Regions from separate parts of the Mus musculus genome. Here region 1 is linked to region 2. Evidence: chromatin contacts called from ENCODE Hi-C or POLR2A ChIA-PET data. All regions are on one chromosome and are shown on one strand. The core of a region is the stretch at or near the end of the contact, and the rest is flanking DNA. Distances in the headings are between cores, read along the strand shown.

What was found. Hi-C counts contacts between places; a loop is a spot of excess contacts on that map. ChIA-PET counts read pairs that join two places held with the same protein, here RNA polymerase II (POLR2A).
Region 1: a map of left cerebral cortex shows a loop between it and region 2 (2.1-fold over the local background). The contact joins two enhancer-like sites. A Hi-C loop is called at or near these places in 1 of 37 maps with a recorded cell type or tissue (left cerebral cortex). POLR2A ChIA-PET finds 5 or more read pairs at or near these places in 1 of 5 experiments (embryonic stem cell).

Annotation. Positions count from the first base shown.
Region 1 is chr1:171,439,453-171,443,104 of GRCm38, reverse strand. The region is part of intron 1 of F11r (F11 receptor); the gene reads right to left. Among named protein-coding and RNA genes, the nearest start is that of F11r, 3.7 kb to the right of the region's middle. Within about 2 kb of position 1,469, at least 1 of the 3 ENCODE cell types and tissues checked has a DNase peak (open chromatin) inside an H3K27ac peak, as active enhancers do.
Region 2 is chr1:171,169,715-171,173,628 of GRCm38, reverse strand. Pcp4l1 (Purkinje cell protein 4-like 1) reads left to right here. Exons shown (of 3, transcript NM_025557.1): 3 at 1-365. Among named protein-coding and RNA genes, the nearest start is that of Mpz, 16 kb to the right of the region's middle. Within about 2 kb of position 2,333, at least 1 of the 3 ENCODE cell types and tissues checked has a DNase peak (open chromatin) inside an H3K27ac peak, as active enhancers do.

The sequences.
Region 1 (3,652 bases), core at 220-2,719, 270 kb before region 2:
GGCCTTGGTTAAACTCAGCGGATCACAACAGAAACAAGGGCAAAACAGAGGAACGATGAAATGGTGCAGCAGGTGAAGACGTCGCCGACAAGCTTGACACCACGGTAGGAGAGCCAACTCACGCAAGTTCTTCCCTGACCTCCACATACAGACACAGACACACACACACCACACACACACACACACACACACACACACACACACACAAATTAGTTCTAGGCTGGGCATGGTGGCACATGACTTTGATCCCAGCATCTGGGAGAAGTAGCAGGCAGATCTCTGTGAGTTCAAAGCTAGCCTGGTCTACAACAAAGCGAGTACCAGGACAGCCAAGGATGTTACACAGAGAGACCCTGTCTCAGAAAACAAAAAACAAAACAAAAAACAAGCAGAAAAAAAAATTTAGTCCTCTTTAAAAAAAAACAAAAAAAAACAAAAAACCCCAAACAAACAAACAAAAAAAAACAAAGGAAAGCTGTGGAATCAGGAAGGAAACCTGGAAATCTGCCGGGAGGGAATGGGATAAAGGCGGGGAGGGAATGTGAGCGTGACGGGAACGCACTGGATACAATGGCACCATGAAAGAAATTAGAAGTCCTGTCTCAGCTTCAGCACGCTGAGTTTCAGCCCCATGCTACCACACCCAGCACAAAAGTCACTGCCTGCCTTTCGCTCCCAAAGCCCCAAAGCGTTCTGCGCTTCCTTGACAGCCCAGCGGTATATCAAGCAGTTGAGGATCCCACTTGTAGCTTTTGGCTTCAATCCCCCACCCTGCTCTAGCTGTGGATTGTCTCTGAACCTTCATGAAGCTGGACACTTCATGGAGGCTGGAGACTTCAGACACCAAACAGTGCCCCCCACCCCCCACCAACAATGATTTTGACATGAGGATCCAGCCCAGGCAGACCAACTACTTCCTTCTACTGTTATAATAGGAAACCCTTTTTTTTCCCTCTTTATCCAACATCCTGTTAACTATTAGAATAGTTCTCCAGGTACTTTTATGCCACTAGTTTCGTTTTTTAAAAAATTAAGGAAGTTGAAAAAGAGAGAAGCCAGCCAGCCAGCCAGCCAGCCAGCCAGTCTCTGGTTCTCTATGAACACCACAATACCGCACATCTAGGCATATGAACTTCAGAAGATGCTCTCAATATAACAAACAAAAGCTTTCTGGAGGTTGGAGTGACTGGATACAGAATGCCTGGGCAACAGGAAGACTGTGAGTCCCACCACAGAGCAGGCTCAACCCTCTGACGATGGCAGAGATTGGTCATGACAGTGGAGGTGAGGGGTGGCTTTGACTCCATGGCTCCCTCCTGCCTTTTGCAGACTTTCCAGTTTTACCAGTTCAGACCCCTCCCCCATCCCCCCCACTGCAAAGGAAAGTCACACCGGCCAGGACATCACTCACTCAAGAGACCTGGCATCAAACTTCCTGCCAGCCAGCTGCTTCCTCTAGTCCCACCCCCACACCCTAAAACAAATGACACAAGCTGGACTTTGGACAGAAACTCTGCTTATCAGGGAGTCCCAGGCAGATGAATTCCAGGGTTTCAATGCCTGGAAAACCCCAATATGCATTTGCTCATCCTGCTACCCACAGCCTCCGCCCAACCCTGAGAAACTTCTCTCTCACTTAACCTTTGCTTTTGGACACCTGAGCCTGTGAGTCCTGAAATTCCCTAGTCTCAAATCCAACAGATGTGAAAATCAAGCCCCATTACTTCCTAATTTACCACATAAAATGTGTGTAGCACTTCAATCTACCTTTGCGGGTTTGGGAGAGGGCATGTTGGCACCCTCCCCTGTGAATCTCCAGCTGTGTGTAGACGGTGGCAGATCCAAGCAGCCAAGGCCATACTCCCTATAATACCAGAGTGTAAGAATAAAAACTACAGCCAGGCATGGTGGCACACGCCTTTAATCCCAGCACTTGGGAGGCAGAGGCAGGCGGATATCTGAATTCGAGACCAGCCTGGTCTACAGAGTGAGTTCCAGGACAGCCAGGGCTACACAGAGAAACCCTGTCTGGGGGTGGGAGGGACGACCACCCACAGTCCGAGTTCTATGAGTTCGAGGCTACTAGCCTGGTCCACCCAGCACATTTCAGGCCAGCTAAAGCTACACAGAGACTCAAAAGAACAACAACAAAAACAAGAAGGAGGAAGAGGAAGAGGAGGAGGAGAAGGAAGAAGAGGAGGACAAGAAAAATCTCCAGGCTATATTAACAATCAAGCTGTAATCTAATAATCTATCGCACAATGTAAGTCTCATTGTACATCTGCATAACAAAACAATAGAAAAATATACATAAGAAACTCAGCCAGATAAAGCTGTAGGGGCAAGAACTGAGTGGGAGTGAGCTACTCCACCCTTTGATAGATCCTGAGCCTCAAACCCAGTCAACCAACGTGTTTGGAATAAGCAATTTTTGGAACCACGGCAGCTCTGCCCAAAGGAGAACAAGGCTGGGGTCCTTGACAAGCCCAGGTCACAAAGAAATATCACCGCTGAAAGCCTTCCTGAGCCAAGTCTAGCCTGCTGGAGTCCTGCCCAGCATTTTCTCCTCCTAGGGGTGGCCACCCACTAGCATCTAGCTTCAAGAGAATGATCATTTCCTCAGGAGGAAACAGCAGCAGGACTTACCAATCCACAGTTTGAGGGGGAGGGACTCTGCTCCAGTACTCCAATGGGTTTTCGTGTGTGTGTGTGTGTGTGTGTGTGTGTGTGTGTGTGTGTGTGTGTGTGTGTGTGTGTGTATGTGTGTGTGTGTGTGTAAGGTAAGAGGGGACAGAGAAAATGTCAGCGTTCCACGCCTGGCTTACTTCCCTCCCTTCTGGATACAATAAAAGTTGACCCAGCCACTGGCCCCTGCATGTAGCTGAACCCTTTCCAAGTTCAGGTTCTCGAGGGAATGAAACACAGCATTGTGGGTCACCAGTCCCAACTCTCCAGGCTCAGCTCTCCCAGCCTGTCTGTGTAGCCTGCCCACTGAGTAGCTCAGGCTGGAGCAGTCATCCACTTAGCAGGCTGGGCTCAATACTTAGCTATCCCGCTCTTTCTTTTCCTCCCTGACGGCAGAGCCCACGGTGAGGAGTAACTCAGAAGCCAAGGACACTGGGGCAAGCTGTTTGTGCTTCCTTCACACCGGATGCCCCCACAAGAGCCCTCACCTTAAAACTCAGTAATCATAAAATAAAGCCATTGGGAACTGTTCCTGCGTCCTTTGACCTAGTCTTGTAAGGACAGCATTCTTACACCCTCACAAAATCCAAAGGGGTAATAGCTGTGCGACAGTAATCCCTTCATGTATATGTAACGTAGCTATTAACTCCATTGATCCTCATGGCGTGCGGAGGACTTGTAGTATTACTTCTGTTTTATAGCAGAAAAGACTGAGCTCCTAGCCTAGGGGCACAGGACAGACAAAAGAAAGAAGAACTCCTGATGAGGTGGCCCGGCTGACATTTCCATCCTCATTTGCACTAACCAAATCACTCCCTTCCCCCAGGTCTACCTTGATTTCAAAGTTACACCATGAAGTGTATTCTCACCCACTGCCACCCCCTACGTGTTATTTCCCTAGGGCCCCCTGCCCTGCCAAGCAAATAAATGCCCCACCTCACTCAGGCTTCCTTGGAACCACCGCTGC
Region 2 (3,914 bases), core at 1,084-3,583:
ACCATCCAGACTGAGGTCAGAAGAGCCAGTGATGGCAGAAGGTTCAGGGACGACAGGCCGGGAAATGAAAACTGAGAAACGTTTAGGAAGGAAAGCAGAACGAGATGGTCAAGATGTCTGAAGCTACACACTATTGTTGTTAACCTAATACTCCACGAGGGGCTCTCTGGCCTTTGCTAACCTGCCTACCTCTTTACCCGCCCCCATCTCTAGTCATCCCTAGAGCCATGTGAACCAAGTGACACCCCTATAGCTCTCAGCCACCCCACTGTGGAGTCAGGGCAAACATCGCCACTGTATGTGACTTTAGCATGTTTAATAATGATGACAATAAAAAAAGCCCTCAAATGGGGGCATTGAACCTCTACGAGTGGTTTGTGTGGGTACCTCTACTAATGGCGTGTGTGTGTGTGTGTGTGTGTGTGTGTGTGTCTGTGTGTCTGTGTGTGTGTGTGCGCGCGTGCGTATGTTTCCCACCTTGGGCTGAACATGTAAGCCTAAACTGGCCCAGGGAGGGTGGTAGAGAAACGCATAGATTACATGGTGGTACGGGAAACTAATACGGCCTGAGAACATTCCAGCTGAAGCTAAGCCTGTCTGCCTCCTCCTGCCCTTGCCCTCACCTTGATTCACCGCCCACCACTGTGTCTCTCTGCTGCTGTCACCACCCCCAGGGTACACCTGCAAGGGTGACATCTTCCTGCTCTCCTGCCAGCTATGAGCACACTTGGTACATATCTCTGAAAACAAACCTATTCTCTCCCTTGCTTCTTATCCCCAAATGACCTATTCTAGATTTCCCTCCTACTTGGTCTTCCTCCCAGATTTGCCCCTCCCCTCCTAGCATTTATAAAATTAAGAGATGGAGACGATAACTCTGGACACCAATGAGTACCGCTATCACACTGAAGGTTTTAATGAGGAATCAAATAAAAACAGTGCTTTTCAAGTGAGCAAACATTGCCTAGAAATGGTCTTTGCACATTAAAATGACTGAAAATTGAGCAAAAAAAGAAAAATCATTTCTACTTGCCTTGCTCTTTTTTACTTTTCTGTGGTGAGTGGTTGTTAAGACATTGTCACTATACTTAACCAGGCATGGTGGCGCACACCTTTAATCCCAGCACTCAGGAGGCAGAGGCAGGCAGATCTCTTGAGTTCAAGGCTAGTCTGGTCTACAGAGCAAGTTCCAGGACAGCCAGGGCTACACAGAGAAAGCCTGTCTTGAGAAAAACAATTAAAAATCAAAACAAAACAGACGATTTTACTATGTAGTCCAGGCTAACCTAAAACCTGTTATAGAGCCGAGGCTATCTTTGAACCCACAAGCCTACCTACTGCATTAGCTTCTCAAGTGCTGGGTTTACAGCCTGTACCACTATGTCCACCTAATGACTTTTATTTTGGAAAACTTTGTAAAGCCTCAAGTTTACCATTTTTACCACTTTTTGCTAGTTGTTTTTAGTTTATACTATGGGTCGGGGTTTTGAGATACTTATTTTATATGCATCTGTGTCTTGCTTGCATATGTCTGTATACCATGTGTATGCCTGGTACCCACGGGAGTCAGAAGAAGATATTAAGACCCCTGGAACTGGACATAGATGGTTGGCAGTCATCATGTCGGTTTTGGAAAACAAACCCAGGTTCTCTGAAAGAACAGCCAGTGTTCTTATGGCTAAGCAATCTCTCCAGTCCTGAGTTATTTTTATTTTATGAAATATTATGAAACTGTTTTCCTGCATGTGTGTATGTGCACCATGCACATGCTTAGTATCCGCCGAGGCCAGCAGACAGCGTTGGATCCCTGCAACTGGAGTGAGTCACAGGTGGTTAAACACGGCCATGTGGGTGCTGGGGACTGAATTCAGGTTCTCTGCAAGAGGAACAACCCCCCAGCCCCCAAATTTTCAACAACTCCCATCCTCTCTTTCCCAGCCTCTGTAAACTGTTGTTCTACTGATGTGTCTATGGTTTCCTTTCTTTAAACGACAGGATTTTACCATGCAGCATCCTGAAACTCAAGAGTCTCCTCTGAGGACTGAGGTTAGAGAAGTCTACCACCATGTCTAACTCCCCTCCCTTATTCAGTGTAAGAATATAGAAATCAAAAGCATTCACCAGCCACAAGTAAGAAACAAGCGACAGTAACTCTGAAGGCAGGCTATGCTCCAGAGAGTACATTCATGCCTAGCAAGCCCATGGCTGTGGGATATTAATAGACTTGAACAGTGATTCACAGGAGGGCCCTCTGCTAAAGGAAGTACTGCTTCCCGATGCAAGAGAAAAGGAGGAAGTTTCATTGTTGTGTTTGGAATCTGATAGGAGTGTGGTATAATGGTGATGCTAGCCTTTCATCTTAGCCTCACAGGCAAATAAAAAATAAGCTCATTGCTATACCCAGAATGTGTCCAGTATGCCCTGATAAAATCAGAGTCCTCCCTGGGCTAGCAAAACGGGTGCATTGTAAAAGTTGCTGCTCTTTCAGAGGACCGGAGTTGGGTTTGTAGTATCCCAATTCAGGGATAAGTCCAGCTCCAAGGGATCCAATGCTCTCTTCTAGCCTTTGTGGCCACACACACACACACACACACACACACACACACACACACTCACACACACACACACACACACACCAACTCATTTAAAATTGATGTAAAGAATAACCCCTGTCCCTGTGGTCCATGGGTGAGACGCACTCTACTTTGGCCTGCCCTTATAACACTAAAGCAAGGTGATTTCTCTGTCAACAGCCTATCTCCAATGGACTGCCTCTTGTGGGTCGGCTGAACCATTTAGCCACTCTGATCTGGAGTCTGTTGACGATCCAAACTCTTTGTATATATTCTCCCCACCCCCTACTTTATGGATTCACTTTACATCCCACTTGCAGCATCCCCTCCCCCCTCACATTCATATACATTTTTTAAAAAGACTTCCTTATTTTGTATATGTCTCATTGTCTGCTCTCTTCAGACACACCAGAAGAGGGCATCAGATCCCATTACAGATGGTTGTGAGCCACCATGTTGTTGCTGGGAATTGAACTCAAGACCTCTGGAAGAGCAGTCAGTGCTCCTAACTGCTGAGCCCTCTCTCCACTCCTCATATACATTCTTAATAAGAGGCATGAAAGCGTTGATTTGAGAAAGATAAAATTCTGACCAAAAAGACAGACCTAGTCACCTTCCACTAAATCAGCAATAATTCTCAATAAAGACTCTGCTTTAAGGGGTTGGTTTCTCCCCAGTCTGCTTGTTGTTCCTCATGCTTTGAGCTGAGTTGCTTCTTTATGTCTGCCTGGAACACTCTTGAGGCCCTGGACATTTGATGGGCTCTTCTTCAGGCCCTACAAGAATCAAGAAATGCTTCTTGAATACTAATCACAGACTTTTCTCGAGTGTTTCAACTTGTGGAACAAAACCTGGAAATCTCTGTGTGCAAGGGAGAGGCTGTTATAAATGGATTAGCCGAGAAGATAAGCAGAAGAAAATAAACAGACATGGATCAAGGTTGGGTATGCCTGTAATCTTAGTACTTGGGAGGTGTAGGCAGGAAGAACAAGAGTTCAAGGTCATCCTTTGTAGCTTTTCTTATTTTTTTTTTCACACTTTGTGGGTTCTTCTCCCTGCCGTCTCCTAACAATATCTTTTCTGCCTCAATGGTCTATTTTGACTGCTGCATCTCTTTTCTGCTCTATCTTCTCCTCTCTGGCCCCACTCAGCCTTCTTTCTTCTTGCACATCTTCTCTAACCCTATTCTCATCCTCCTTCAATCTTACTCTCTTCTGCCAGCTGGACCCTACTCTTTCCAGAAGTCTAAGAGGCAACGGAAGGCACAGGGTCAAACAGTTCTAAGGATTAAGCATTCCCAAAGGGCCATTTGACTAGCAACTGGGGATCCTTTAAAGAACC